Linked DNA regions of Mus musculus: region 1 is linked to region 2. A link is a loop called in an ENCODE intact Hi-C map of the cell type or tissue named here. Cell type or tissue: left cerebral cortex. All regions are shown on one strand. Links, peaks and the distances in the headings refer to the core of each region. The heading gives the core; the rest is flanking DNA.

The links. A loop is a pair of places that touch in the nucleus more often than their neighbours do. Peaks named below come from ENCODE experiments on the same cell type or tissue, not always from the same donor. Only the 100,000 strongest peaks of a DNase experiment are listed, where the experiment ranks them.
Region 1: a loop joins it to region 2, with 2.2 times the contacts of the local background. A loop is called at or near these places in 2 of 42 quality-filtered maps.

What each region holds. Positions count from the first base shown.
Region 1 is chr2:91,056,304-91,072,209 of GRCm38, forward strand. Slc39a13 (solute carrier family 39 (metal ion transporter), member 13) reads right to left here and starts at 14,012. Exons shown (of 10, transcript NM_026721.3): 1 at 13,852-14,012; 2 at 12,128-12,436; 3 at 9,710-9,823; 4 at 9,279-9,397; 5 at 8,603-8,704; 6 at 8,412-8,501; 7 at 7,353-7,403; 8 at 7,017-7,149; 9 at 6,761-6,860; 10 at 5,478-6,675. The coding sequence starts at 12,428. The coding sequence ends at 6,600. Psmc3 (proteasome (prosome, macropain) 26S subunit, ATPase 3) reads left to right here. Exons shown (of 12, transcript NM_008948.2): 7 at 355-498; 8 at 609-757; 9 at 1,462-1,558; 10 at 1,707-1,852; 11 at 2,743-2,824; 12 at 2,951-3,135. The coding sequence ends at 3,061. It overlaps Gm39874 (predicted gene, 39874), which reads left to right and starts at 14,048. Exons shown (of 2, transcript NR_166131.1): 1 at 14,048-14,203; 2 at 14,763-15,320. In left cerebral cortex, for the core only: CTCF peaks have their summits at 4,986 (motif pointing left), 8,093 and 9,402 (motif pointing right); DNase peaks (open chromatin) are centred at 4,541, 4,929, 6,471, 7,710 and 1 more place; H3K4me3 peaks cover 298 bases; H3K27ac peaks cover 1,552 bases.
Region 2 is chr2:90,879,452-90,895,357 of GRCm38, forward strand. It overlaps C1qtnf4 (C1q and tumor necrosis factor related protein 4), which reads left to right and starts at 6,335. Exons shown (of 2, transcript NM_026161.3): 1 at 6,335-6,552; 2 at 9,929-11,075. The coding sequence starts at 9,934. The coding sequence ends at 10,914. Ndufs3 (NADH:ubiquinone oxidoreductase core subunit S3) reads right to left here. Exons shown (of 7, transcript NM_026688.3): 7 at 15,176-15,426. The coding sequence ends at 15,259. It also overlaps the pseudogene Gm32514. In left cerebral cortex, for the core only: no CTCF peak of the experiment used is centred there; DNase peaks (open chromatin) are centred at 5,916, 6,436, 7,165, 7,935 and 1 more place; H3K4me3 peaks cover 3,908 bases; H3K27ac peaks cover 4,839 bases.

The DNA.
Region 1 (15,906 bases), core at 4,528-12,527, 180 kb after region 2:
CTTACATACACAGAAAATGTCAAATAGCCTGATCTGTACTCTACTCTTCCCTATGATACATGGTCCCTGGCTGGACCTGGAACTAGGCTGCAAACTCCCGACTCTGACCCACAGCACCCAGGTTATGGACTTGTGTTTTATAGGCCTGGATATTTACATGGGTGCAGGAGATTTGAACTTAGGTCTTCATGCTTGCACAGCAAACACTCTTACTCTCTGAGCCATGGGACCAGTGCAGACCAGGTGTGAGAGGAGAGAAGACTCCTGCATTAGAGTAGGAAAGATGCAGACTAGATTTGGGCTGTAGGATCCCTCAGGGCATCACTTTCCTCACCCAGGACTTCTTCCTGGCAGCTGGTGGAAGCCATTGTCTTGCCTATGAACCACAAAGAGAAGTTTGAGAACTTGGGTATCCAGCCCCCAAAAGGAGTGCTGATGTATGGGCCGCCTGGAACAGGGAAGACTCTGCTTGCCCGAGCCTGTGCTGCTCAGACCAAGGTGTGTGGGGGTGGGGGGCAAGGTGGGGGTAGGGGTACTTGCAGCTGTATGACATAGGCTTGACTCTTTGGGCCTCTTGTGCCTTTGCTCTGATCTGTCCCTTCTCTCAGGCCACCTTCTTGAAGCTGGCAGGCCCTCAGCTGGTACAGATGTTTATTGGAGATGGCGCCAAGCTGGTCCGTGATGCTTTTGCCCTGGCCAAGGAGAAGGCACCATCTATTATTTTCATAGACGAATTGGATGCCATTGGTACCAAACGGTAAAGGACGGCTAGGGACTTGAGGGTTCTTGGGGTGAGGGGTGAGCTGGGAGCACAACTCCAAGCTATGCTAAATTCTAGTTCTTTCTCATCCTGTTTCCCCCTCTCCCTGGGTAGTAACACTTCTATTTTTCTGCTTCCTAAATTCTCACAGCTAACACCTTGCTCTCAAAAAAGAAATCTGGTCATTTCACATGTTTTCAAAGTCTGTCATACACTATTTAGAACCATTCCTAGGTCACCCCATTGCTCCTTAGCATAAATACTAGATTTGTGTGGCCCGTTCTTCCAGTCTCGCTCTCCCCGACACACATATCCTCCCAGTATCTGATTAGTTTTCAGCTCTTTCCATTCACTGGGTGTTTGCCAGCCATTGTTTATAAACGCAAAAACCCTTCCTTGGGGTTGGCTGTCTGGGTTCCTGATTCTAGGTATTTCTGAGCAAAGTTCTCTGGGATCATGCATTGCTCAGAGCCAGAGCCCTGGCCCTGGCTATTTCTGCCCACTGTTTGTCACTAGCCCAGCACTGATCCCAGACGCCTCTGCAAGCTTTGAATGCTGCAGTTAATTATTGGTGAACCTTTCTCTGTACCAGTCCCTGGGCTGGGAGCCTCAAGTTGAGGCAACCATTTCCCTGGACAAATTGGAATAGCCTGTGCTTATGCCGTGATGTCACTGGCATCTCGGGCTCCTGTGTACCGCAGCTTCGACAGTGAAAAGGCAGGAGACCGAGAGGTGCAGAGGACCATGCTGGAGCTACTGAACCAGCTGGACGGCTTTCAGCCCAACACTCAAGTGAAGGTGAGGACAGGGCTCACCGTCTGTCTCAGGACTGACAGCTCGGGCTCTGCCTTCCCCATTCCCCGGCTGCCCTGTTCCTACTGGAACTTGTGCTTGTGAGTGGATGGCCTGCTCTTCTGTTCAGGTTGCTGCTTCCCCTCTTCCTTAGGTAATTGCAGCCACTAACAGGGTGGACATCCTGGATCCAGCCCTGCTGCGCTCAGGCCGCCTAGACCGCAAGATTGAGTTTCCAATGCCCAACGAGGAGGCCAGAGCCAGAATCATGCAGATCCACTCACGGAAGATGAATGTCAGGTCAGCTGCAACAGCTGTTTTGTTTTGTTTTGTTTTGTTTTGTTTTGTTTTTTCGAGACAGGGTTCCTCTGTGTAGCCCTGGCTGTCCTGGAACTCACTTTGTAGACCAAGCTGGCCTCGAACTCAGAAATCCACCTGCCTCTGCCTCCCAAGTGCTGGGATTAAAGGCGTGAGCCACCACACCGGGCAGTGCAACAGCTTTTTGAGCCCCCAATTTTTAAACTCCTGTACTGTTGTTCCCCAGCCTCTGATCCACTCCAACCCCACCCTGTGCATGCACATAGCCTCCATTTCTCCCCCACAGCCTGAGGTAGAGTTTTGTTGGGGCTCAGACCCTCAAAGTCACCTGTGCCTCATCCTCCCATTGAAGAATATAGGCCTTCACAGCACAGCCCAGTAGATGGGCACAGCCCAAGCATGGCGTAGGAGAATCTAACCAGGACCAGATGAGCTGAAGTTAGATCTATCCAGTTTCCAGCACGTGACCTAAACCTCTAAAGTCTGTTGTTTTTGAAACTTGAGAATTAGCCACGGTGAATCTCAGGCACAGTGCCTGGCATGAGGGCAGATGATGGGCAGCCACATCGTGCTGGATGATGCACGGCTTCATCAGCAATCCTACTGTCTTTTGTCTGTATAACCCCATGTTCCCAACTCAGGCAAACTTTCTTCCTGGGATCTCAGATGCAGGGTTCTAGAAGTCTGGTGTATCAGTGATCCTGTAAATAGCTTTGTCCAATCTCATTTATACTGAGAAGAAAAGTCAGTAAAGACTTGCCTGCTAGCAGAAAGCAAGTTGATTATTGTGCGATGGGTACATAGTAGGACATCTTCCCTTTGCTGTTCCCTCTCCGTGACTAATCAAGCTCTGTGGTGTCTTGTTTCTCCAGTCCTGATGTGAACTATGAAGAGCTGGCTCGGTGCACTGATGACTTCAATGGAGCCCAGTGCAAGGCCGTGTGTGTGGAGGCGGTGAGTGGTCAGCGTGGGTGGGTGGGTTATTGGAAGCCTTGCTCTTTCCCTGGGTAGGTCAGGGACCCACACTTAGGAAGTTGGAAGTGCAGGGAGGCATTCTGGGTCTTCTCTGTCCGGCTGCAGGGTATGATCGCATTGCGCAGGGGAGCCACGGAACTCACTCATGAGGACTACATGGAGGGCATCCTGGAGGTTCAGGCCAAGAAGAAAGCCAACCTACAATACTATGCCTAGGGGACACCTCTAGTCTGTCCGCTGGTCTGAGGGCTAAAGTTGATAATAAAAGGTGTTTTCTGTTCTTCGCCACAGTCTTTCTCAGCCTCTGTGGACTCTGGGTGGGAGTGGAATGTATGGAGAAGGCCTTTTGCTCAGAAGCTACAGCCTCAAAAATTCTATAGATGGCCATGGGACCCAAACCAGCTGTCTGGGTGAGGCCCCATGGCAGGAGGTGCAAGCACAGCTGTTGCCTGAGTCCTCCCCAGTGCCCCCTCCCCCAGCCTCTTTATGTCATCTTTCCACTGTTCATTGCCATCACTCTGACCTTAAGAGTCCAGAAGGAAGAGGCCACCTTGCATATTTGGTATTCTAGTTCTTGTCTTGTAAAACCAACATTTAGGGTTTTAGTTGTTAAAATAATCCCCTAGTGTCCAGACTTTTGGGCCACATATTTTTCCATGACTTTATTAGCTCTTTCTCATTTTTTCTGGTTCACGAACTAACCTTTAGCAAGATCCACGCTGTTTTCTCACCAACTGAGTTCTGCCGTCTGCCCTGCTCCGTATGAAGCCCCACAGCCTTCAGTCTGCTGTGGTCTTGCCAGCCCTATTCTTGCTGCCCCAAGTGCTGAGGTTACAGGCATGTCCCACCATTCCCAGTTTTATGTGGCACTGGAATGGAACCTAGGATTTAGTATTTGTTAGGTACGAACTCTGCCAACTATAAGATACATTCCCCAGCCCCTAAATAGGTCTTAATGCATAACTTTTATCAGGATAGCGACTAGAGAGTCCGTGTATTTACCTGGATCCTGAGAACTCAGGTTATGCTGTGAGTGTGTCTATCGATAGCTCCATCTCCCTGGCCTGGGTGTCCTCATTTTACAGGTGCGATTGGGCAGCTGCGCTGAAAGTGCACTGTTGTGAGGGCACAGCAGGGATTCAAACCCATCAGTCACTTTTTTTTTTTTTTTTTTGACAAGGTCTTACAGGTAGTCTTGCTAGCCTGGAACTTTATGTAGACAAGGTTGGCCTGTGGCCCCTGAGATTAGTTTCAAGAGTGCTGGAATTTAAGCTGTGTGCCACCTTGTCTGGCCCATCATTCAACTTTCCAGCCAGCTGTTTTACCAGTGGCTTTGGCAACCTTTGAAAGGCCTTTCAAAGTTGTTAATCCTCAAAAAATTTCCACTTTATTGCCCAAAAGAGGCAAAAAAAAAAAAAAAGCACTGCTCCTTTCTTCTTCCCCTCCCCTTTCCCGAGCGGACATGACTACTGCAAGCTACAGGCATACCTCTGCAGGCCACCTTGCTCGCTCTCTAGCTTTCCCCTACCCATGTGCTGCCTGTCGATTATGGTGTGGCTCCATCTTGCTCCAGGCGCTCAGCAGCTAAAGTGTGATTTTTGTTCTCTGGCCTACATGTAGGTGTCCTGTCTTCCTAACCAGATGGGATTTACTCTTGGCCATGAAACAAGCGAGTGTAGGCACCACCCTCACCTTCCCTTCTCCCTCACAGCATCGCAGGATCCTCTTCTCTATCCCTTGAGGCTGAGTAAAGTGGTGGACAGGGACAGGGGTGGCCTGTGCTTATCAGCCTCCTGCAGGGCTCATGTGACAGGCAGGCAGCGGCAGCCCTCATTGAGCACCTGCTGACAGTAAAGACAGCTGGGCTTGGACCTTTTAGGCTTTGGTCCCTTATCTTAGGTCAGCTTAGGTGGAAGATCTCCCTCTTGACTATCTCCCTCTTGACTGTTGTGCTGATGGGACACTGGCAGCTGAGCATTCCCAGTTAAGGGCGTGGCAGATTCTGTTTCCCACCTACTTACTCTGGGCTCATCTGTGCACCACACAGATGGTTTGTCCCAACCAGTGAGCTGCTGAAGGCTGTTTATTGGTTGGGAAAAGTGGAGGATTCTCCTTCAGCTACCGATGGAGATGCAGTGCCCCCTGCTGTGTGAGGATAATGGTGCAGTCAGAGGAAGGGAGCTTGGTAAAGACCCTCTTCTCCAGCCCATGTTAGGGAAATGGGTGGTGTGGGGAGGCTCAAGTGAGACAGGGTCTTAAGTAGCGAAGGCTGGCCTTTTAACTCCAGATTCCTCTGCTGTCTCCATTCCTGGTTGCTGATATTACAGTCTGACACCACACCTAGCTTTCTTAAATGAACTACAATCTCACTGAAGTAAAAGGAGATGACTTTGTAGCTCTAAGTCCCCAGGTGAGAACTGTTAAAGGGGAACAGGGAAATAAATACCTTGGCTTTTTACATCCATAAGATCACCAATGGTGAGGAAGGCTCAAATTGGTGCTCAAGCATTACTGGGATAAAAAGCCAACAATGAAACATGGCAGGAAAATAGGAAACCATTTGAGATGCACAGCAAGTGTAACAGACCTGTCAAGAGCACTTAGGAAGAGCTGTTTGACAGCCCTAGTATGTGGAAGAGGCAGCCGGTCTAAGTAATTTATTTATATCTACAGAACAAGTATTTACAGATAAAGATGAGCCACAGCATAACTGCTGTGGATCAGTCAGACTCTTCAGTGGCCACATCTCTAACATCCACAGTTGAGCAGCAGGGCTGGAGTCTGGCTGTAGATTGGGCCAGCTGAGTACCTGGGTGTCAGCCAAGGGAAATAGTTGGGGATTATGGCTTCAGCATTCTTCCAGTTCACATTCCTGAGCACTGACAATGTGGAGCCCTCACCACCCCCATCTTACTCTTAACCCAAAGGACAAGGGCCCCTGAGCTGGAGAGGGCAGCAAGGCTCACTGTCTCTGCCTGGGGCATGCATGCCTGCTGGACCCTGTGCTGGCAGGAGCATCCCGGAGAGCTGTGCTGAGAGACGGCTAGCCTGGACTACTTGCTGACTTGCAGGCTGCTGTTTGGCAGCTGGAGGTGGTGAGAGCTGCCCGTGTGGCCAGGGAATATTTGTTGGGGAAACGTGCTAGCCAGGCTGGCTGCCCCTAGAGAGAGGTCTTGGAGCAGCTGCCTGCTCAGCGTTGGGGAGGGGTAGGACATCAGTGCTGAGTCGGGGCTGGGGCTACACAGCACCCACCTCCCATTTCTTTGGCTGTAGAGGGGGTAAGTAGGAAGGGTAAGGAAAATGGACAGCAGGGAAAAGCTGTGTTGCCTCTGCCTCTACAGTGCTTGGGGCCTAGATGTGTAAGCAGAGGGTTTGTTTTTTTCTTTTCTCTCTTGGGCTAGAGCCCCAAGGAGGAACAACTTTGGGCTCTGTCCCTCTCTTTGGGCTGTAGCCCTGGGCTCCTTGGGCTGGTTTCTTTGTCAATGAGAAGTGAGGCCTGTGCTGGCACCGGTGCTGTCATTCCTTGCTGCTAGGTGACAGTGGGGTGTCTGGGCAGGTGCTACGTTGGGCTCTGGGCTCTGCACCCAGGGGTCACAGTGTCGGTCTCTCTCCCACTCTGGCTGCGTGTGCACACCACACACCCTCTGTGCAGTGAGAGGCTCCTCTCTAGCATTCACCCTCTGCCTCTCACACTTGGTCACAGAACAGACTGGAGTCTCATTGCTCGCTGTGCAGAGTGGGCTGTGAGCAGTGGTTATTCAACAAACAATGAAAGCAGCACCATCACCAGAACACCGGAGCAGAGCAGCAGCACCTGTTGCAGGGAGTGCCTGTTGGGAGAGGGGAGACTTAGGCCAGGCTGCCAGAGGCAGCAGCTCCTCCTGGGCCCAGCGATCATCCCAGTAGGTTGCTCACCACGGGTCGTCTTCTTCCAAGAGGTCAGGTAACACATTCACCAGGGCGATATAGAGAAAGCCTCCCGAGGTGAAGGGCAGGATCCAGACCACCGTCTCCTCTGTAGGGGAGGGCCAGCTGGGAGTGAGCTCCGGCACTGTATGTATCCCCACCCTCCTACCCGGGACACCAGGCAGACACTACCCCAATAGCAGCAGGGCAAAGGAGCCTTTTGGCTGGTGTACCTCTTGAACACCACTGTCTACCACTCTCGTACCTACTCCTTTGGGGGACTGTGTACAGATGGCAAAGCAGGCCCCCAGAAGGCCTCCCAGGGCTGTAGAAAACTGTAGCTTAGCTGCCGTCCATCGGTCAAAGCCAGCCCGGAGCAGGATAGCAAAGTCACCCACCTGAGGAAAGGGTCAGATGTTCAACCAAGAACCAGATCACAGGAACACCCACCCTCCTGTCTCCCCTCACCCGGGCCAGTATCTAATGAAGCCGAGCCCCCCTCCTCCTCTAGACCACCTCAGTGGGCAAGGCCCACCCCAAATCCCCAAACAGGTCGCACACCCATGTTGAGCATGGGAACCTTGGGGATCTGGGCACTTACCTCATGGGGGATCTCATGCAGGAGGATGGCCATGGTGGTCAGAAGCCCGATCTGCAGAGATTTGAGTCTGAGTCTGTGGGGCCTTTACTGGGTTACTAGGCTTCCCCATACCCAGTCCCTCAGAAACATGGATTCTGCTTTTAGTCTGCAAGTTTGGGCAGGATACTGTAGCCATAGGAAAGACAGCAGTGACTAAAGCTTGCTTCTCAGACTTAATAAGGTAATATGATGTCATCTACAGATGTGCTGGGCTGCATTCACAGCACACCGGGACACGTGCGACCCCAAGCTGCGGGTTGGACATGCTTGGTAAGTCAGGATTACAAAACACAAACACCTCCACGGTTCCACATTGAGCAGGGCTGTGACAGAGTATGGATGGGTGCCCAACTGGAGGGTGCGAGCAGCAGATACCTCCTGAAGTGCATTTAAACTGAGGCCAGAGGGATGAGGAGTCAGCTGCTCCAAGAGTGGGAGGAAGAACATTCCGGGCAGAGGGCACAGTGAATGGCCAGTGTTAGGGGTAAACAAAATGCTGGGACCAGAGCACAGAAGGCAGTGGGAGGTGAAGGGAGAAGCGTCTACTGGTGGGCAAGGCCAAGTATAGGAGCTTGATAGAGGCATCCAAACAGAGACTGCTGGCAACAATAGTAGCTTGGGACAAAGGGTGCAGTGGAGGTAGGGGGATCAGAGAGTTCTTAGTGCTGTTCCAAAGGACCCAAGTTCAGTTCCCAGCACCCACACTAGGTGGCTCACAACTTGCCTGTAGCTACGGCTCCAGGGGATCCAAATCCAGCTTGAGGATCCTCCAAAAGCGCAAGCGCGCACACACACACGTGGCACCAGCACAAACATGCAAACAAAAAGAATTCTTTGAGAACAATAAAGGTGAAGGGAGACAGTTTAGAGACTAAGGCAGCATCCAGGAGAGGAATAGAGACTAGGCTTCACAAAGGTACTGTTAATAAAAGCAAGAAGTAGAGACTGTTTCGGAGATTGATCTGACCGGTAGACATCGATGTCATTCCCACCAGAAATGCCAGAGGTCCCATCCCTTACCTTTTTGCTCACAAGGAAGCTGGCAGCCACAGCCAGCCCATGAGTGAAGTTGTCTATGGTGTTGGCAAGCAGGTTGAGATAGCCACTGACCTGGATGAGGGGAGAGAAAGGCAGGCTGAGCCAGGGAGGCAGAGCCGAGTCAGCCATTCAGCTCTGCAGCTGCAGGAGGGGGGCCCGCATGGGCCACTCACTTTGAGGTTCCGGACCACGGCTCTCAGGCCGGGCTCTGCAGCCGGCTGGGCCAGACAGTGGCCTCCATTGAGCGCGGCAGCAGTGGGGTCTTTGCTGGGGGCCTACAGCCAGAAGAAGGAAAGAGAGGAGACATTAGATGCCCCCCACTCAGACAGGCAGGCAGAAAGAGAGAGAGAGGATAAGAGACGATGAATACCTCTTTGATCTGGCTAGACTTTGCTGATCGATCCATCAGGCTGGGCTCCTCAGAGTCAGACCTCAAGCCCACACTGCTGTTACTACCCATGTACAACGGTGGTTCTCAGCCTTCCGAATGCTGCAACCCCTTCATATGGTTTCTCATGTTGTACTAACCCCCAACTATAAAATTATTTTGTTGCTACTTCATGGCTCTAATTTTTGCTACTGTTATGCTATGTTATTGTAATGTAAATATCCAACATGCAGCTGATCTTAGGCAACCCCTATGAAAGGGTCTTTGACTCCAATTGAGAACCACTGATCTATATAGTTAAACTACTTCAGAGGCTAATAATGTTGCTCTCAAGAGTAAGGAAAGAGAGTCAGGAGATGTCTTAGACTTAACTTAGACCCTGGGCTTCTCCAGGCCTTGGGTTCTACTTTAGGAAAACAAAAACCAACTGCTATATCCAGGCTCTGGGGCTTGGGGCTCACCTGGCTGGGGTCCTCCTTGCTGTTGAGGAACATCTTCTCCAACGCCAGGAAGGTCAGGAAGCCAGCGATGACCCATAGCCCCAGTTGTTGCTGTCGCTGCAGACTCTGCCCTTCACCACCTGCAGGGGGAGCACTAACAGGCCATGCCAAGCCAGTGGCTAGAAGGGAGCCATTTGGAATAGGGCCTAGATCAGAGCTAGTCCAGGGCATTGAGGGGTTGCCAGGGGAACTAGCTACTGAACAAGCAGCTGGGGCCTAGACCTCCCAAAGAGGCCAGGGCATCAGGATTAGACCTTCCCTCTTAAACAAGCTTTTCTGGATCTCTCTTCCCACACCCCCCTCCCAGACCCTGTGGAGCCAGCAGGGCCTAGGTTAACCCGGGGGAGAGGCACCAGTTCTGCACTTCTATCCTGCCTCATGCTCTCACTCACCGGGGGTGATGTTACAGGTGTAGGCCCACGCCTCCGGCAGCAGGTGCAGAAACACGTTGCCCAGGAGTCCACCTAAGGCAAAGCTGAGCAGCTGCCTCAGTCGCCAGGCTCCGGCTGCAAAGCAGAGACATGAGGCAGCGCTGAGCCTCTGCTACTAAGCTCGCCCATCTCACTGGCTTTCTAGACTGCAAGCTTCCAAAGGCTAGGTTTGGGCGGCTGTTCTCAGGAAGATCTCCCGTGGACTGTGGGATCATTGTGGACTGACTGTTATTGGTTAAGAGACAGGCTTGGACCCTGGCAAGTTCTGGATCTCTAATCCATCTGATGGCAACCACAAAATAAAAACTTCTGAGACTTAGTTTACCCATGTATAAATTGGATCTTGGCAGAATTAAACCACCAAGCACAGAGCAAATGTTGATTAAATGGGAATTTCTCTCCTCAGCTAGTGCCACCCTTAGAAAACTGGTAGGACCTTGGGACTTTTACTAGCTTGCACATCCAGATTTGGAAGCCATATTATTCTCATCAGATGATAGAGCAGCCGAGGCCTAGAGGGACACCGCCCTACTGGGACCCTGCTGTTTCCAGGCTGGCGGCCAGAGGGCACTTGTAAAATGGGAATGCCAACACTCCCAATGCATACTGCACAGAGCTGCCCAGGCCTCACACACATCAAGTAATCATTCCACCACAGAGCTGTCCACAGCCTGGGCTGTCTGAGAGACACACTTACTGCATGGACATGACAGGTCCAGGGAGGCTCTGTTCACAACTGGGAGGCACCAGCAGCCAGGCACCATCTGCATTACTGAATGGTCCTGAGCCTGGCAATTGGTAAAAGGCTGAGTCTTTCTTTCTATTTCTTCATTTATTTTACTATTGTTTATAATGTGTGTGAGTATGGATACATGGGTGCACCTGTGGAGGTCAGAGGCCAACTTTATGGAGTGTTCTCTCCCTCCACCTTTACACGTCTTTGAGGAACGCACTCAGTTCACCAGGCTTGCAGGGTAAGCACCTTTACCCACTGAGCCATTTTAACCATTCCTTCCTTTTCGACTTCTTCCTATTTTTAACTGTATGTATTCTATGAGTGCAGGTGCCTGCTAAGGCCAGAGCATCCTGCTGGAGCTGTAGGTAGGCAGTTGTGAGCCACCTGACACGAGTGCTGGCAATCACACCTGGATCTGTGCTCTCAACAGCTGAGCCGCCTCTCCAGCTCCGGCCTTCCTTTTTATTTGTTTGAGAAAGGATAGCAGAGGCTGGCCTCTGCCTGGCTGAGTACTTGAAGATGGCCTTGAGCTTCTGACTCCTGTCTTCACTCAAGTGTGTGCTATCACATCCAGTGTGGTATGCAGTGTGGGCACTGAGCTGCTGGACACAGAACCACTATACTACATCCCTAGCCCTTATACCACTAACCAAAACTGGGCACGGACGGGGGGGGGGGGGCTGCAGCACTTGCTCACCTCTGCACCTAGGGTCCACCATGAGCCTTTACACACCTGCCCCTTCCTTGTGCCAGGCAGTCCTCCAAGTGCTTCATCTATGATCTATGAAGTTAGTATGTTCATTTGGGGGAGTTGGGACTTAAACCCAGGCCTTGAACGTGTTAGGTAAGCATTCTAAAGTTCATTTCTTTTTAAAGATTTATTTATTTTATGTAAGTACACTGTAGCTGTCTTCAGACACATCAGAAGAGGGCATCGGATCTCATTACAGATGGTTGTGAGCCACCATGTGGTTGCTGGGATTTGAACTCAGGACCTTCAGAAGAGCAGTCAGTGCTCTTAACCACTGAGCCATCTCTCCAACCCCCACCCTAACCCCTGCAAGCATTCTACTACTAAATGACATGCTCAGCCTTATTATCCCTACTTTGTTTGTTTGTTTGTTTTTGTTTTTGTTTTTGTTTTTTCGAGACAGGGTTTCTCTGTATAGTCCTGGCTGTCCTGGAACTCACTCTGTAGATCAGGCTGTCCTTGAACTCAGAAATCTGCCTGCCTCTGCCTCCCAAGTGCTGGGATTAAAGGCGTGTGCCACCACTGCCCGGCCTTATTATCCCCATTTTAAAGTCTGACAGACTGAGGCAGAGTGAGGTTAAGTAAATTGCCATGTTCTACATAGTTGGTGGGTGGCAGAGCCATGATTTGAGCCCAGGTAGTATGGCAGCCATATTGCCAGCCATTCTTCATAACGAGTCTGGGGAATGTTTGTTGATTGAAATAATAAACAGATGCATGCATGAGTGAACAAATGAATATGTATACCCTATGCGCACAGGACCAAGGTGACACTGGACTCCATGCTAGGCATACTATGTCTGGTGTACCTGGTACATGAGACCTGGCATTTCCCCAGAGCCGGCAGCAGGTTCCCTCCCCTCTGATCCTCAGCTGCTGAAGGGCCACTCACCTTCTGACTGTAACAGGGTCCCCATCTCCAGGGGAATGACCAGCAAGGGGAAAACCCCACTGAGCCCAACCATGAGAGAGCCCAAGAGGGAGCAGATCCAGGTGTCCAGTCGCTCCCCACTCAGCAAAGCCCCCCAGGACTCGCTTTCTTTATTATCCAGGCGACAGGCAGCTGCAGCCCCCAGGCTCCGGAGGGCTGGCTGGGAACCTCCAGCCCTTTCCAGGAGCTCCAGGGCAAGGACAGTGAGGAAGAGGAGCCTTTGGCCTGCCATACCACAGCCAGGGCAGGGACATCCAGGCATGCCGGGCGCTAGAAAACACAAAGACTGCTCACGTGAGCTGCCTCCCTGGACCACACACCCCACTTAGGAAGCACAGCGTCTCTTCCCACCTCTCAACCGGCCATGGCATCCCCCTCCTGCTCACTCTGCAGCGGAAACAATCCCCAGGGTGGGTGCACGGAGCACCCTCTGCCCATCTACACGTCTCCCAAGAACCACACATATTTTCCTTCTGAGCTGGCTCCAGCCTATGTGTCAATGTGTCCGCCTGAGGCTAAACTTTCCTTAATGACTGGGTGAGGCACTGGCTGGGCTCCTTCAGCCACCGGAGGAGGGACCATCCCTGTTGGGTGCCTCTAGCTGCCAGGAGAGGCTTGGCTGCCAGAATGTGCCGGTAAAGACACCCCAGGGTCTAAAGCCAGCACTGTTTAGCTTGATGGCGTGGTACAAAGAAACACAGGTGGGGAAACTGAGTCATAGTCCAAACCTCTTCCTCCTAAATGATCTTATTCTTGGGCACCAAGAGACAAGAGGTGGGGCTGAAGAGAAGAGATGCCTCACAGTTGCCAGAGCCAGAGGCTGTGGTAACTAACTTATGGCTAATTAATTTGGTGCTCTAGATTGTTAACTGACTGTAGTCCCTTATGAGCCTGAGCCTCAGTGTCCTCATCAGGGAATGGATGAGGTAACAGAGCTCCCTAACAGCGATGAATATGAGGTGAACTTGACAATGCAGGTAGCTGCTGGCATCGAGGAGGGAATGCAAGTCCTCTGAATGCCAGGGGAGGTCTGAAGCACTCGCAGAAGGAATGTGCTCTGCAGACTGATGGCAGCCGGATGGGGATGTGAGTCAACCAAGCCAGAAGTTCAATCTGGAAAGTTTAAATGTGATCTGCCCCGTCTTCTACTGGCTGTGACCTTGAAACTGCCTCAGTTTCCTCATCTGCCAATGGATGTTAAGAGAGAAATCATCGGTCTCTGATTGGTGGGCTACAAGCCTATGTCTGGAATCTTCAGGCCATAATTAGTGACCCCTGCCCCAGCCCTCCCCGACCCCTCGCGGCCGCCACTGCCAACACCAGCACAAACAAACGAGCAAAGCTTCACTGGGACCAAGGCAGGCCCTCGCCAGGCCAAGACCTTAGCGGGTCATGCAGAGGCAAGGGGGGACCACAGGTTCAGCAGAGAAGTATGGGGTATGGAGAGAAAGGAGAAAGCAAGAGAAAGGAAAGTCAATAAAATGAGCTAGAATGTCTGGTGGAAGGAGAAGACAAGAAGCGGGGCAGCAGGGAGGGCTGAGGGGCAGAGCGTGGGACGTCAGAGGTAAAGAGCCAAAGAGCAGGCAAGTTCAACTCCTAAACTGAGGACGAGTCGCGACAGGTTTGGGAACTGACACGGTCCATCCCGCCCCGGACGCCGGCCTGAGGGTCCAGCGATCACTCACCGCGCAGTGGCAGAGGTGGCAGCGGCAGCAGATGCAGCGCTCCGGGCGGGCCCGGCCATCCAGCTGCAGTGTCGCGCCCCGCCCCGCTCTGCCTCGCCCGGCCCCACCACTAGGCCCCCAGCCCGGAGCCACCCCCGGCGTGCAGCCACGTCACACGGGACAGTCCGGAACCCGACGCGCGCGGCTCCGGGGGGCTAGACGGAGCGACGGCGGGGGAGGCGCTTCCGCCTCATACCATGGGGGACCCGCGCGGTCAGCGCACTTCCGCTCGGGGCGGATTCTGGGGCTGCGGGGAGAGTAGGACGGAAGTGGGTACCCTCGTGGGCATCGCGTTTAGCCAAGTTAAGCTAGGGTGAGGGCGGCACCCACGCGGGAACCGGGATCAACAGGGCGGCGGGGCTTCAGTGTGGCGTCCTTCTGAGGATGCAGTTCCAGCAGTGGCCACACGGGGGCGCGCACGGCTGCCAAACCGCTCCGTCCCGGGACGAGAGCAGGGCTATGGCTCTCTGAGTCAGCAGGCCTGGCTCCTCCATGAGCTAGGGAAAGGGGAAGTGCCTGCCGCAAGGAGGGGCCTGGCTCTGGGTACCTCAGAAGAGGGAATTTTATTCTTACTCATCGAATTATTTTTATGCTTTGGTTTTTCACTTGGAACCTCAGGCCACCGTCTCCAGGACTGTAACCCTTTGAAGTCCAGTACACGTTTCTAGAGCCTGTGCCCTGGAATTTCAAGCCAGGATACAACAAAGGACTTGGTGTTCTCTTACCCTGACAAAGCTGTACCTGAACTCTTAGACCGAAGGAGCAGTTAGTGGCAATAACAATGGCTACAGTTCTCTGATCTAGGGTAGCCCTTTACTGACCATTTACTCAGTAATCAGTGTTAACTTTACCAAATCGTTTTTATCTTTCAGGTGGGTACTGACTGTTGACCTAGGGTCAGACATATGTCACACATATGGCAGAGGCGGAATTCAACTTGGATGTACCTCTCCCTAGGGCGTGCGATGGCCACCTCATGTCTAAGCTGGAGCTAAGGTGTGGATGTGGCCTAACACCCCCCACTCCTTTGCGATCCGATACATGTTTGCATCCTTCTCTGGGAATCAGCCAGTAACTGACATGGAAGACATTCAGCAGAGGCCGAATGAGTGCTCCCCTGGGCTGGCTGTGACAGAGTGAGGGGCTCATTAGTCCTCACCTACCATTGCGGCTCTCTATGGTCCCTTGTTCCTTCTGGGCGCTCCGAGAGCAGACCGAACTCACACATCACAGTTGATGCCCTACCTCACAGTGTGTGTTTGTGTGTGTGGTTGTTGTTGTTGTTGTCGTTTTACTTTGAGATTGGTTCTATGTAGCCCTAACCCCCTGCCTGTTCTGGAACTTTCTATGTAGATGTGGCTGACTTTGAACCTACAGAGATCTGCCTACTTCTACCTCCTCAGTGCTAGAATTAAATACGTGTGCCACCACTCTTGGTTTATTTATTTATATATTTTTGACATAAGGTCTCATGTAGACTACCCCTAAACTTATTATATAGCAGAGAATGACCTGGAACCTGTGGACTGCCTGGATAGATGTGCCCTCCTACATCCAGTTTATGCAGTGCTGACAGCCTGGGCATTGTGTGTGCCAGGCAAGTACTCTATCAACTACAACCCCAGCCTTTTATACCCCTCCCTCCACCCTCCAACCCTGAGTCAAAGTTTCTCTGTATAGCCCTGGCTGTCCTGCAACTCCATTTAGAGACCAGACTGGCTTTGAACTCACAGAGATCTGCCTGCTTCTGCTTCCCGAGTGCTGGGATTAAAGGCCTGTACCATCACACCTGCCTAATATAACACGCATGCTTCCTAGACTTCCAGCGCCTTCCAAATACTCCTGTCTGGCTCGCCTCGCCAACCCTGTAAGTCTCCCAGGATGGGCTTCTAAGCCCTTCTGCAAGCTCTGAGACAGAATGCCTAGTCAGATTCTTTGCCACAGGGAGAAGATGTTTAGGGCTGCCACACTAGAACTTTAAAGATATCTTCCTCCCTGTATGCAAACCATGCCATC
Region 2 (15,906 bases), core at 2,623-10,622:
GGAAGAGGCAGAAAAGTGGGGTACAGAAAGAGAGAGAAAGAGAGGAAGGAGGAGGAGGAGGAAGAGGAGGAGGATGGAAGAGGGGGGAGGAAGGAAGGGAGGGGAGAGAGAGGAGGGAGGAGAGATGGGGGTGCAACAGGATACTGGAGTAGCAAGCAGTCCTCTTATCCTCTTATATGCTGTCAGGCCTTATCTAGTGGCAGTGCTATTGTTGCTAGGTTGCTGTTGAGAGGAGCCTAACAAAATTGTCTGTAAACCAACCAGGGACCTTCCAAAGAAAGTCTTTGGCTTTCTTAGGATGGGTGGTTGCACTCCAAGGGGGGCAGTTTCAAAAGAGAAAGATCCAGGCAGGTGCAGCCCTCCTTTTATTACTGACTTTAACCCCTTTTTATTGGCATGGCAATGTCATAGGAGCAAGCAGGGAGGAGGAGAGACCCAGCAGTCTTTGGAAAATAAAGTTTGCCACGTCCAGTTAAAAGCAGGTCACCTTCCTGCTTACATGAAGATGAGGTCCAGGGCTTTAATTCTGCCATCTAGCTGGTATTAGAACCTTTGGGTCCTTCTAGGAAAAGGGCCAAGGTAAACTTGGGGACTTGAGCTTCATAGCCACTCCCAGGTTTTCCTGCTTCAAATCACTTACCAGGTACCCATAAGGATAGGCACCTATATGGGCCGCAGGACAGGAGCCTGACTCGGGAGCCCTACCTGTTTGCTCCCCTGGAGGTCTGCAGTCGGCTAGAGAGACAGAGGCTCTGCATCCTGACATCTGTTTCTCCTGCTGGCATCTCTGCTTGACTGATATTCCCTCCTCTTTCATTTCTCCCTGGGGCGTGTTGTCTTCTTTCTCATTAACTTCCCCCTCAACTCCCAGCAAGGTCCCTAGACTCCTGAGCTCCGCTAATTCTCCTGTAATCCTTTGGCAAGCCAAAGAGCTAATTAAATTGTGAGCTTGTGTACTGTGTCCTCTGGCAACCATGGAGTCTCTCTTCTGATCTCCCCCATTTTGTCCCCTTCTTCTTTCATAGTCCAATAACATCCAGAGGCAGCCATTCTTTCCTCCATAGGCTTCCTTCTCTCTGTCCCTTCTCTCTCTTTTCTTTTGTTTCTTTGCATTTGGCACGTGCAGCTCCCTTCCCCAACTGCTCTCTGTGCCTCCCCCACACCCTTGCTCATATCAGATTCTTACCTTTAATTGGGTCCCACCCCTGACTCCCCCATCTACACCCCACTCACCAAGTCAGAGCCCTTGTCATCCTTATCATCACGTAGACATAGCTTCCTGCATGACACCTCCAATCCCTCACCTTAGCTGAAAATCTTCCCTCTATGAGGTCCCACAGCACTTTGTGACTCTGTCCTGACTCTGCATTGAGCAATTCTTGTCCATACCCTACTGTCCCATTAAAGGGTTAAAGGGTTCTCATGTCTCTCTCTCTCTCTCTCTCTCTCTCTCTCTCTCTCTCTCTCTCTCTCTCTCTCTCCCTCTCCCTCCCTCCTTCCCTCCCTCCCTCCCTCCCCCCTCTCTCTCAAGATGGAGTTTCTCTATTAAAACAGTCCTGGCTGTCCTGGAACTCCCTTTGTAGAAAAGTCTGAGTTCAAACTCACAGAGATCCAACTGCCTCTGCCTCCCAAATGCTGGGACTAAATGTGTGTCCACCACTGCCTGACAAGGGCTGTCTTCGTGAGACAAGGTCTAAGGCTCATTCATCCAAGCATCTTCCTGGGTAGAAGAAGCTCTCCCTCCCAGCATTTCACTGTCAGAGTGGCAACTGTCCTTCAAGTGCACATTCCAAGATGGAAAGACATGGAGGAGAGCAGAAGGAGAGGGCCTGGCCTTCAGTTAGTCCCCTCAGAGCACTGACTCACACAGAGCACTGAGGGACTAGCCGCCCTTCCAGTTGCCACCCAGGTTTCATACCTAGAACCCACAAAGGGAAGGCGAGAACCAGCTTCCTCAAGTTGCCCTCTGACCTCCAAATTTGCACCATGACACACACATGCATGTGCTCATACACACAAACGCACTTGAGCACACACACAAAATGAAGGATTAAGCAAACAAGTAGATAAAAGCACTCTCTAGGTGCTGGCATGGATTCACACCTCCAATCTCAGCATTTGGGGACTAATGGCAGGACAGTCAGGACTCCAGGGTTATCTTCAACTATATGGAGAGTTCAAGGCTAGCCTGGGATACAAGAGGTTCCATATTAAAAAGGTAAGTGAGAAAGGAAGCGTCTTACTGAGGGTTATATTGCTGTGATGAAACACCATGACGAGCTGGAGAGAAGAGGGTTCATTTTGCCTACACTTCCATATCACTGTTCATCACGGAAGGAAGTCAGGACAGGAACGTAAACAAGGAAAGAACCTGGAGGCAGGAGCTGATGTACAGGCTATGGAGGATGCTGCTTACTGGCTTGCTCCTGATGGCTTGCTCAGCCTGCTTTCTTACAGAACCCAGGACCATCAGCCCTACCCAAAATAGGCTGTTTTCTCCCACATCAATCACTAATTAAGAAAGTGCCCTACAAGCTTGCTGGCAGCCAGATCTTGTGGGAACATTTTCTCAACTGAGGTTCCCTCCTCTCCAACGACTCTCAACAGCTTGTGTCAAGTTGACATAAAATTAGCTAAAACACAGAGTAACTAGCATCCTCCCTTTCACTGTTTTAGCTGCAAGAGAGGCTGGATTCACTGCTTGCCCCAGGCAGGACAGCATCCTCCCGCTCACACCAACCCCACCCCACCCTACCCCAAATAACAAATAATGTCCAGAGAAGACCAGAGCAAAGGAGGGCTCAGCCCTGTGTGAAGCAATGGATTCTGGGGCCGCAGCCTATGCATTAAACATTTTTTTTTCCAGAACTGAGGACCGAACCCAGGGCCTTGCACTTGCTAGGCAAGCGTTCTACCACTGAGCTAAATCCCCAACCTGCATTAAATTCTTTATGCCTCATTTGTACAATTAGTTTAGTGCTATCTACTTTTGAGGGTGGTCAGAAAAGTAAATGACGGGGCCTAGCAAACACAGAAGTGGATGCTCACAGTCAACTATTGGATGGATCACAGGGCCCCCAATGGAGGAGCTAGAGAAAGTATCCAAGGAGCTAAAGAGATCTGCAACCCTATCGGAGGAACAACATTATGAACTAACCAGTACCCCGGAGCTCTTGACTCTAGCTGCATATGTATCAAAAGATGGCCTAGTCGGCCATCACTGGAAAGAGAGGCCCATTGGTCAGGCAAACATTATATGCCCCAGTACAGGGGAATGCCAGGGCCAAAAAATGGGAATGGGTGGGTAGGGGAGTGGGGGGGGGCGACTTTTGGGATAGCAGTGGAAATGTAATTGAAGAAAATATGTAATAAAGAAAAAGAAAAGTAAATGAGATAATGGCTATGAAAAGCACCTAGCCCAATCCCAGACAGATGCTAAGGACCCAGTCTTGGCTCACCTGAGGGCTGACCCTGTGCCAAGAATTTGGGCTCCGAGGCTTGAGAGGTGATCCTGAGGTTAAAAACACACGTGCAGGGCTGGAGAGATGGCTCAGCGAGTAAGAGCACCGACTGCTCTTCCAAAGGTCCTGAGTTCAAATCCCGGCAACCACATGTTGGCTCACAACCATTCATAACAAGATCTGATGCCCTCTTCCGGAGTGTCTGAAGACAGCTGCAGTGTACTTACATATAATAAATAAATAAATATTAAAAACAAACAAACAAAACCCACACGTGCAGAGTTCAGTTCCCAGCACCCACTTGAGGCAGCTCCTGTAATTGTAATTTCAGCTCCAGAGAATCAGATACCCTCTTCTGACCTCTGTGGGTACCTTCATGCATGTATGATATGAAGCAGTGAATCCAGCCTATGTATGTATGTATACATACAGAGACTAATAACACTTCAACCTCCCTTTTAGCCCACAACCTACCAGAGGAAGGGGAAAGAAAGGTAAATAGGAAACGGGGGTTAGGGACTTGTTTAACAATAGTTCTTTGGGAGAGATTCCAATCTTCATTGTCAGCAAGCCAGTACACTAGCAACACACCAACCACGAATCAGCAGTGGCTCAATCCAGAAGAAACGTCAAGGCTCTGCCGTTGGGCACGAGTCCCATGAAGTGGCAACAAGCAGCTAGATCACCACCAGAAGTTCTTTAGTGCATTACTCTCTGAGAAGTCACAACAAATGAAGATCAGCAAAGAAAGCAAGGCGAACCAATGCCAGAGCCTCGTCTACTGTCTGTCGGGTTATACGTATACTCTTTCCAAACATCAGTGTTCTCTCAATCATTGCTCCAGAAAAACATCACATGACACAATAGAATCTTTAGAAATTTACACACACACACAGAGACAGAGAGAATGAGTGAATGAATTTAGGTTTGAATAGTTATTTAGGAGGTAATTCCAGGAAACAGGTGGGTCCTGAAAGGAAAGAAGGAAACTAAAGCATGCAGATGTTACTAAGTTGTCACTAAAGGTGTTTCTTTCTTTTAATTATTGTTTTATTTTATGTTCATTGGTGTTCTACCTGCTTGTAGTATGTGTGAGGGTGTCAGTTCCACTGAAACTAGAGTTATAGACAGATGTGACCTGCCATGTGGGTGCTGGGAATTGAACTCGGGTCCTTTGAAAGGGCAGCCAGTACTCCTGATCCCTGAACTATCTCTCCAGCCTCTAAAAGGGTTTCTTAATTCTCCTAGAACACATCTTGGAACTGGGTATAGGAAGTTCCTCCTGAGGAACCAGGAAGCTGCAGTATTCACTCCCAGCCCCTACCCTTCATTAGTTGAGGGTTGCTAGAGGGTTCTAGCTTTCCATTACTCTGGCCTTATTTAACTGCACAGCCAAGAATGCTCCAGGAGAGAGATGCAAATGGGAGTTGGGGCCAAAATGTGTGCAGGTAACATCCAGGCTAGGGAGGCATCCTGGGTGAGAGGGCACAGCACTGCCAGCACTTGCAGTTTGAACCAGGTAGGAGTAAGCAAAGACTACAACTTAGCCTGGGCCCTTTTCTCTGAGCCCTGATGATTCCTAACTTCCTATCTGGTATATCTGTGGCTCTTCCACTCCTAACTACCCCCACACCCACCAGCACCCCATCATGCCTTCCCTGGCCTCTCCCTTCCCAAGGCCCTGCTGGCTGCCATGTTATCTACCCATTACCAGCCCACCCTGATTCCTTTGTTGAGAGTTCTTCCATATTAAGTGTCAAATGTCTTCCAGCCCCAGTTGGGATTCAAATGTCCTGCCTCTCTCCCTCCCACACCTTCCTGCCCTGAATAAGAGGTCCAGTGCCTAAGGAGGACCACAGGTGTCACAGGATGGCTCCTGGCCTTTCCCTGTGGGACTCATCCCACCCTCAGTGCCCTGCCCATTGGAGTGCCCCCCTCCCCAGCTTTCAAGGAGAAGGAGACATTTGTGATCTGGCAAGGGCTAGGCAGGCACTTTGCCTTGTGCCTCCTTGTACCCAACAGCGTGGAGGAACTGCCCAAGCTCATCACTTCTCCATGGGTAATTTATACTCCAGTAACTGGGGCCAGGTATGTGGAGAATTCCAGAAGGAAAGCTCCTGAGGGCCAGGGCTTCTGCGAGCCTGTGAGGGTGAGGGGGGGCGTGGGGCGTGGAGGAGATGCTGATCTCAGCCCCTGAGGTGTTGTTGGACTCCTACGAGTGTGGGCATAGCTCCCCAGAAAGTCCATGCCCCACACGGGGACCTCCTATTGCCCTTCTCAACCTTTTCCGGAAAAGAAAAATTCAGTACGTCCCAAGGATCCTGCACCTTCTTTGTTCTTCTCAGAGGGTCTCAAGCTGATGTGCTGATGTCTGCAGCTTTGTCCTTCCTCCAGCCTTGCTAGCACACGCACGAGGTGCAGGGGGAGGGGCATTTGCAGACTCAGAAGTGAGGAAGGAAAAGTGGGGCATTTTCACCTCTTACTTTACTAAGGACATTGACCCATTTATCATTCTCTTCCCTCAGACCTTCCCCCCAAGGCCACTCAGCGTGGACATCTGTCCCATACAAAATCTCACCTCCTACTGTCCTTGCTTGCAGCACAGTCCATGCCTTGCCCGAGTCCTCTCTCCCCACACAAACCAGAAAGCTGGTCTGTAGGATGCCTTGGGCCACCCTAGGGTGGCCTCTCTAGCGGCCTCGGTTTCCCCACCTGCTAACTTGGATCAATGACGCCTGAGCGCGGCACCCGGTGGGTAACGCTCAGGATCCAGGAATGAGGAAGGGTCCCATGCTCAGCGCAGGCTCGGTGCGGTGCCCCAGGCCCAACTGCTCGGCGCCCCTCCCTCGTCCTCCGCTCTCCCCTCCGCCTCCCCTGCTCCCCGCCCTTGCGTTTCTCCGCTTCAGCTTCTGCTGTCCTTCCCACTTGCTCACGCCTCCCTTGCCGGGGTCCCCACTCGTCGCCGGCTAAACCCCCGCCACCCCTGGAGGCCCGGTCAAGCCGCAGCGCGGGCGACCAGTGTGTAGCCCGGCGTCCTCACCGAGCAGGATAGCCGGCTGGGACCGAAGCCGACCCGCCCGCCACCAGCCAGGTGAGGGCAGCCCGGAGGAGGCGGGGGCGCAGGCTTCTCTTCTATGCGAGCGGGGGCGGCGGGAGGCACGAGGGACCCGGTCCCTTTTCCTGGAAAGGAGGACCTGGGCGCTTTTTCATGAAAGAGGCTCAGGGGCTTTTACTTCAGAGGGAGGGGTGGAGGGCAGGGATAATGGAAAAGGGGCTTGCGGGGACCCCTTAATGGGGCATTTTTCCCCACGAGAAGGGACTTATTGACTGCTTCTGTAAAAGTGGGGCTCACATTCTTGGAAGGATGCGGACTTTCAAGGAAGATACAGGGGGGTTCTGGCACGGTTTGAAAGCAGTGTTAACTGGGATATGGGAACAAGGCGCTAGGGGCTTGGAGATGCCCTTAGTCTGACATCGCTGCACCTTCTCCATTGGTTCTATGGCTCTGGGTCTATCCAGCTCTGTCCCAGTTTTCCTCTTTGAAGATGACTATTTTTGAGCTTCACCTGGACAGAGCTTTGTGCAGCCATTTCCTTTCCTGGAGCTCTGAGACCCACCTGACGCCTTACCATCCTCCTCTGACCTGCTGGGGAATGGGATTGTTAGAGGAAAGGATCCAGGGTTCAGGGGCATGTGCAGTGGAGTACGGAAGGTAGGAAGGGTATTGGACACACAAGAACCTTTGGCACTGGTGGGTTCATCTGACTTAGAGGGGAGGTGGCAAAGGATAAGGTGGGCAGGAGCTTCGAGCGAAGACCTGCCAGGAAAGCTGCCGGGCAGAGGGAGAGCTCCCACCTCTCAGCAAACAAATGACAGAGGCTGTGCTTGCCTTTGTTTGCTTCCTCCTTCGCTCCCTTGTCTCTTCTGGTTTTGCAAAAGGGGTCACTGAGGCGGGAAACACATTGACCTTTGTGTAAGAGGGAGAGCTGGTAGAGAAGCGCACTGATTTGAAATGGAAAAAAAGAACAAACCCTCTGTTTAAGGCTAAGAGTTCAGTGGATGACCTTGAGCCAAAACGTGTACCCCTCGTTTAGGCACCAGATTTCTCATCCATAAAATGGAAGAGGGCTTATCTATATGTCCAAAAGAGCTTTGTATGAAGAAACAGAGTGGACCGGACACTTCTCAGGTGTAGTTCTCACTACTATGGATGGACCCTTTCCCTCCTCCCTACCCTCACCCCATAACCCATAGGACAGAGAGTCAGAAAAGTATGGAAGGAGTCAGCGTTCAGCTGGACTTGAGGTCTTTCTTGTGAGAATTATATGGCAGTGCAGTTTATTCTGACAGCTGGGCAGTGGACTGCAGGCGAACATCCAGGAGTGCGCCACAGCTGCACAGCTGGACCTGGCCGCTCTCAGCAGCCCCTCAACCCCCGGAATCTGCAAGAGACTCAAGGCTACACACACTTTCAGGGTACTTCCCAGAAAAGCTCTTGCCCCGAGTTGTCTGTCTCTAGCTTCCTGCCTGCCTGCCTCCACCTTGGAGTCCACGTTAAAGCATGACAGAATCCCAGCATTAGTGACTCCCAGGGACTGGATAATGCTTCCCCAAGCTCTCCATTTACTGAGGCTCTAACCTTGTCATGTCAAGAACCTGACCATATCGCTTTCCCCAGGGGTAAAGAACAGTCGCCTCTAGGTCTGTCCCAGTACCATGTCCCAGTACAGACCATGCTCACAATTGCTGTCTGGGTGGCGTATGCTTAGCACCAGTTTGTGTGGCCCTCCATTGTGCCATTTACACGGATGAAGCCTTACTCAGAGAGTTAAACAAAACAAAAAAAAAATTGCCTAAGGTGACCGGGGCACGACTCAGTGTCCGAGTGCCTGCAGTTCATTCCAAGTCCCATATCTAGGTCTAAGTGTCTGCCACTCCCAAATGAAGCTGATGACCTCACCATCCTGCCAGAGCACTACCAGAATTTTATTTTGTCCTCCCAAGCCTCAATAGCCATGACTCTCTCCTTCCCACAGGAGCCAGCCAGCCTCCAAGCACAAAGAGACAAAGGGAGTTATCCCCCTGAATAATTAAAAGAAATGTATGTATATGGGTGTTTTGCTTGTATGTATATTTGTGAACCACATGTGTGCCTGCTGCCAATGGAGACCAGAAGAGGGTATCGGATCTAGAGTTATAGATGGCTGCGTACTTCCCTGTGGTGCTGGGAAATCAAACTTGGGTCCTCTGGATGGCAGCTAAACTCTTTAACTGCTAAGCCATCTCTCCAGCCCCTCCTTACCTCATTCTGTTTCACAGGGAAAGCACTAACTTAAAGCTTGGCTGGACCTCTGCGGTTCAGGAAGGACCCCAGGGGAGTCCAGAGATCCTGGTGGACCCTTCAGTGGAGCAGAGGTCAGGAAAGTGGTTAGAGAGCAGCTATCTCCTCCGTTCATCCCCAGATAAGACTAAAAACACTGTCATGGTGGAAATGGACATAAGAGCCAGTGTCTTCTGTGAAGGGCAGGCCAAGGAGCAGAGAAAAGCCCCAGGAAAGTGCAGAGGGAGTGCTGGCTGTTAGAAACTGAGATCTCCTCAACACCCAGAGAGGGAAGAGGGCTGAGGAGAGAGGACAGGGCTGTTGGCCTCATTAACCAGGACATTTCTTTCTTTTCTTTCTTTCTTTTTTCGAGACAGGGTTCCTCTGTATATCCTTGGCTGTCCTGGAACTCACTTTGTAGACCAGGCTGGCCTCAAACTCAAAAATCTGCCTGCCTCTGCCTTCCAAGTGCTGGGATTAAAGGTGTGTGCCACCACACCCAGCTTCTTCTTCTCCTCCTCCTCCTTTTTTTTTTTTTTAAGATTTATTTATTTGTTATATGTAATTACACTGTAGCTGTCTTCCAATAGCCCCAGAAGAGGAAGTCAGATATCAATATGGATGGTTGTGAGCCACCATGTGGTTGCTGGGATTTGAACTCAGGGCCTTTGGAAGGGCAGTCAGTGCTCTTACCCGCTGAGCCATCTCTCCAGCCCTAACCAAGACATTTCAACATATCTGTGGCACATGCGTCAGGTCTTATTTGCAAAAGGATTCTCTCATACTTAAAGACACAAGTTTGGAGAATTACTGGGCTAATCCAGTTCTTTAAAACAAAACAAAACAAAACCAAAAAAACCAACCAAACAAAAACCCTCTGAACCAGTTAATCAGACCACTAAGAATCCAAATTCTCCAGCCCCATCCCAGACTCAGAACAAATTCGAGAGTGGAGGGCGAATCTGGGTGCTGTGATAAGCCCTCCCGGTGACAATGAGACACTCTAAGTGTGAAGTACTAAGCTAGTCTAAGCCGGAAGGAAAACAGAGAGCAAGGCATGGGTCAAGAGTAAGGCTAGGAAGAGATGACAGGTAAGGCAGCTACTGTCCAACCCTCTCCCCTGCCCGGGTCTTCTCTCCCCTCCTAGGTGCCATGCTGCTGCTCTTGCTGGGCTTCCTAGGCCCGGCGGCCTGCTGGGCACTGGGCCCGGCTGGCCCTGGCTCCTCGGAGCTGCGGTCAGCCTTCTCGGCGGCTCGCACCACCCCGCTGGAGGGCACGTCGGAGATGGCGGTGACCTTCGACAAGGTGTACGTGAACATCGGGGGTGACTTCGACGCAGCCACCGGGCGGTTCCGCTGTCGCGTGCCGGGCGCCTACTTCTTCTCCTTCACGGCCGGCAAGGCCCCGCACAAGAGCCTGTCGGTGATGCTGGTGCGCAACCGCGACGAGGTGCAGGCGCTGGCTTTCGACGAGCAGCGACGGCCAGGCGCGCGGCGCGCGGCCAGCCAGAGCGCCATGCTGCAGCTCGACTACGGCGACACGGTGTGGCTGCGGCTGCACGGCGCTCCGCAGTACGCGCTCGGCGCGCCGGGCGCCACCTTCAGCGGCTACCTGGTGTACGCGGACGCCGACGCCGACGCGCCTGCGCGCGGCCCCGCGGCCCCGGAGCCGCGCTCGGCCTTCTCCGCGGCGCGCACGCGCAGCCTGGTGGGCTCGGACGCCGCCCCCGGCCCGCGCCACCGGCCGTTGGCCTTCGACACCGAGCTGGTAAACATAGGTGGCGACTTCGACGCGGCGGCCGGCGTGTTCCGCTGCCGCCTGCCGGGAGCCTATTTCTTCTCCTTCACGCTGGGCAAGCTGCCGCGCAAGACGCTGTCGGTGAAGCTGATGAAGAACCGCGACGAGGTGCAGGCCATGATTTACGACGACGGCGCTTCGAGGCGCCGTGAGATGCAGAGTCAGAGCGTGATGCTGCCGCTGCGGCGCGGCGACGCCGTCTGGCTACTTAGCCACGATCACGATGGCTATGGCGCCTACAGCAACCACGGCAAGTACATCACTTTCTCAGGCTTCCTGGTGTACCCTGACCTCGCCGCCGCCGGCCCGCCGGCCCTCAAGCCCCCAGAGCTCTGAGCCTCTGCTTGGAGGAGCCCGGGAGAGCCGTGGGGCATGCATGCCGAGCCGGGACCGCGGCCCGAACGCCCCACCGGTCCGAGCATGACTGCCTGCTCAGCACGCCTGGACTCTGCCAATAAAGTGGGGCTGCCTGTCAGCCTTATGGTCCTGCCCTGTGTCATGACTGTGATGCCTTTTCCTGTCCTCCCCTCCCCGGTACTGGACAGGACCGCACTGCACTGACTAGGACTGCCCATAAGACCTAGATGGGGGTCAGGCCTTTCGAGAGTGAGAAGGTAGGAATCTGAAGCATAGTCTTCTAAATTCAAATAGGTTTCTTTATGTCTGTCCAGTGCATCCCTCTTTTTGACTTTTCTTCAGTGAACAACGACATTCTTCTTTGGGCCCAGATTATGCCTTTCTGTGAGAGGGGACATCATCTTACTGTTGTAACCCCCTAGGAACACAACAGCATGTCCCTTCTTTCAGTAGGGCATAGGACTGAGGGGCGGATACTAGTTGTCCTGCCTCCTGCCCTCCCAGAATGAGGAGATCTGCTGAGAACACGAGTTAGAGTAAGTGGCCCCTAGACACAAAAAATGAGAGGGACTGTGGGAGGCCAAAACAGAGCGACACAGAATCAGGCCAACACATATCCTATACTGTCTGAGCCAATCTCTCTGGGAGACTCTTCTCCCAACTTTATTCCTAACTCTGAGATGTACATGTGAGGGTTGTTTTTTCCTTCCTCTCCACAAACAGGTAATGTTTCTCCACCTTTCCCCTTTACTCCTCCTGCCATTGAAATCCAATCTTTATTCCCAGTCTACAAGGGGACTTAGCAGTCTCATGAGAATATTAAGACTGGGTGACAAGCATACAGGGTTCCTGTATTTCATAGCACTGCCAAGACAGGAATTAGTGGACCTGACACAAATTTACTCTGGGGACAGCTTTTCTTTCAGCATGGTTTTTTGTTTTTGTTTGTTGTTGTTGTTGGGGTTTTTTTGTTTGTTTGTTTTTGTTTTTGTGTGTGTGTGTGTTTTTCTTGAGACAGGGTTTCTCTGTATAGTCCTGTAGACCAGGCTGGCCTCGAACTCAGAAATCCGCCTGCCTCTGCCTCCCAAGTGCTGGGATTAAAGGCGTATGCCACCACTGCCCGGCTTTTCAGCATGTATTGGACAGACTTTTCATCCCTGGTCTCTGGACACACATGCATGTAACCACTGCACTGTGCCTAGCCCCAGGCCTTAGCTAGGTGTAGGAAACAAGATCAGATAGGAATAAACATGGGGGGGGGGGGCGGGCAGGGGCCAAGGCAGGCCCAGAGATCTGAAGAGTTAGAACCAGGGGCTCGATAGAGAACTTGCCCAGGATGGGGAAAGGGAGAAGAGAATAGAAACCATCAAGTGAAAGAGAAGGGTCAGGGGCTAGGTCAAGGATGGAGGCCCAGGATACCAGAGAAGGGTGGCCCCTGGGGACAGAAATCCTTGCATAGGCCCCAGAGTGTTTCCTGTGCCAGGAGGTCAAAGACCTAGGTCCAGTGACCCCTTTCCTCAGTCTCACTAACCCTATGGAGTCAGTAGACACAGGGCAAGGCCTATAAGGAACAGATGCTTGAAAGCCCAAGGGCTAAGGAGAAGCCCTTTCTGAAGACTGTGGAGTTGCCACAGCCATTGCTGAGCACACTCCAAATCCCTGGGCATGTGGTACTGCAGGAAGAGCCTGAGTCGATGGTCCAGTTCCAGCCCAGACTAGAGCAGATGCAAGGGGAGCTATTCTAAGGGTGGGCTGTCCTTAGGGACCAGGTATGGGAAGAGAGTGGGCATGGAGTTGGGGAGGATATAAGGTGGTAGTGGGACACATGTTGTCTATTCCCCACCCTGAACAGGTCCACCCTTCTTAGCCCCCTTCCAAACCCTAAACTTGGGATGCCTGGACCCTTCAACCCTGTGGTTCATGCTAGGAAAAATGACCTGCAGCATCATGTCCAGGTCCTTGGCGTCTGCAGGCCACCTCCTTCAATGGTGCTGTCCATGGACTGCTCTAGGGCAGTAGAGAGGAACCAGATCCCTGCTATCCTCCACACGGAGCACCTGGCCTCCCAGAAATGCCCTTCTGCTGTCCAGCAGACACCGTTAGCAGAAAAGTACATGGATACCAAATGCATATACATGCATGTTGATAGTCACCCTTCAGGCATGGCTCTTAGCCCAGTGAGTACCAAGCCCAAGTCCCCTCTTGGCAAATGCCTAACATGACTTCTGTAACTTGCACACTGCCCCAGTAGAGTTCCAGGGCAATAGCAAGCACCGACACTAACCCCCACAGGCTTCCCACACCATCACATTGCAGTTTGGCACCCACCAGGCCCACACAGTCCCTCCTCTGCATGTGAGGCTCAAAGAGCCAACTGTACCTGCCTTCAGCCATCAATCAGCCTTTTCTTGGCTTCTAGCCACCCACCATGAAGCCCCTGGACCTTCATCATCCTAGCCAGAAGTCACCCAAGGAAGGAGACCAATGGCTACCACTAGACCAGCATAAACTGCAGTGTCACACTGGGCGTGGTGGCACACGCCTTCGATCCCAGCACTCGGGAGGCAGAGGCAGGTGGATTTCTGAGTTCAAGGCCAGCCTGGTCTACAGAGTGAGTTCCAGGACAGCCAGGGCTACACAGAGAAACCCTGTCTCCAAAAAAAAAAAAAAAAAAAAGAAAAAAGAAAAAAGAAAAAAAGAAAGAACAAAGCAACTGCAGTGTCCCAGCCATGTTCTCTGACTAGCCCCCCGCCCCCATCCCACCTTCCAGCTCTCTGCTCCTTCATCTGCCTGCCACAGCACCAACTTTCCTACTGCAGGCTACTCTGCATTACTTTATGTGTCAGTCTTCAGTGCTGATGAGAGAGGAGCTGGCTATGGCCTCATTCACCTTTTAGGGGCTATTTTCACCCCCAAAAGTTGGGGACTCTTCAGTTTCGGCAGTAACAGCACGTTTGTTCTTACCCAATGTTTAATAAGAAAACAGCTCCAGCTTGACCCTTCCAAGGGATATACATCTCGGGCAGCAATGCTATCTTAACTGTTCTCACACTAAAACATCTTACTACAGAGCCAGTCAGCCACTTAGTCAACCTGACACCCAGCCTCCAGGGCCCCTCTGCTGCCAAAAGCATCAGCTGCAGTACAGTTCTCCAGCTGCAGAGTGGTAGGACCAGGGGTGCCCATGGGATGCACGTCACAGAGGAAACAGACGGGGCCACTGGAGAAGGGAGCACTGTCTAGAAGGCGGACATGGACCTGTAGCTCCCGAGTGGTTTTTTTCTTTCCACAGCTCTGATCAATGTACTTGCTAACAACCTCTTAGCTTTAGACCAGAAACCGGGAAGATTCCTTTAACCTAAGAGTAAGTGGCTCTTACACTTGGCTTATAGAACCCTATGGATGTTTAGGTGGGAGGACAATAAATTGGGGTCTTCCTGGCTCCACTCAGGCCCCTGGATCTATCAGCTGCCTCCACACAGTCTGCTGAGATAAGGGCTTTCTTCAGTTTCAAGGCCCTCCAGTGATCACTAGAGACTATGCCATAGCTATTCTTAAGGACTATGAAAACTGAATTACAGATCCAGAGCCGTCGTGAAACATATTCAGGCCCACAGATCACAATGTAACTGTGACATATAGTCCCATTAAATAGACTGCTTTGGCAGGGACCACCACCACCACCACCAGTACCAGTCCTGCACCTGCCCTCTCCTGAGTCAGTATCGTTATCAGCACGAGTGACTGTAAGGAGGGGAGTGGCCTAGCAGATAGGAGCACCAGCTGCCAAGCCCGATGACCTGAGTTGGATTCCTAGAACTCAAATGGTAGGAGAGAAGCATGCCTGAATATAATCCTCTGACCTCCACATGTGCTGCCATCCCCACTAAATAAATGTTCTAAAAATACACAAAAGCAGCACGCCTTTAATCCCAGCACTTGGGAGGCAGAGGCAGGCAAATTTCTGAGATCGAGGTCAGCCTGCTCTACAAAGTGAGTTCCAGGACAGCCAGGGCTACACAGAGAAACCCTGTCTACAAAAACCAAAACCAAAACCAAAACCAAACCACAAAAGCAGCCCAGCAGTGGTGACCCATGACTAATCCCAGTACTCGGGAAGCAGAGAGAGGTATATCTCTGAGTCTGAGGCCAGCCTGGTCTACAGATGGAGTTCCAGGACAGCCAGTGCTACAGAGAAGGCCTGTTTTGAAAAAAAAAAAAAAAAAACAACCACCACAGAGGAAGGAGAGAATGTCCATTGGAGTTTATTTACAGACAACCTTAGGTGAGGCCTTTTCCTCTAGGATCTACATGCTTTTGAAGTTACTTGGTTTCAGGCTTCTTGTCTCCAGCTTCGAGCTTGAGACTCTCAGGAGGCTGGCGATAGGCAGGGAAAGCCTCCCAGGGGCTGTTCAGGTCAAACTTGCGGAATTCTTGTGCCAGCTCCACTGGTTCAGCCACTACCCGCTTTACCTCATCGTCGTAACGAAGCTGCAGAAGCAAAAGTTAGGGCTGATGACTGAGGAGCCCGTTCTGCACCAGCCTAGGTGCAGATTCCTCCAGGCCCTATCCCTTTCCCTTGGCTTCTGTTTAGTACTCGTCCCAGGCTAGGTCACTCTACATCCAGACATACTATCCATTTGGTCACACAATAAGCTAGTGTATAGGATTCCATACTGGCCTTTACTTTTCACATGCTGCCAACCTTGTTGACTCCCCGGCCACACCATACCTTCAGCTCTTTACTTTTTGTTATCATACTTACTCCTTACCCAATCACACACCTTAAAAGGTAACAGCAAAAACTGATCTCAGACTACAGTCAGTGGCTGAAGAGAGTAAATTTAGGCCAAGTATGGGAGTGCTCAACTTTAGTCCCAGCAATCAGGAGGTGATCACGGCCAGCATGGACTATACAGTTCCAGGACAGCCATGGCTACATACAGAGGTCCTATCTCAAAAAAAAAAAAA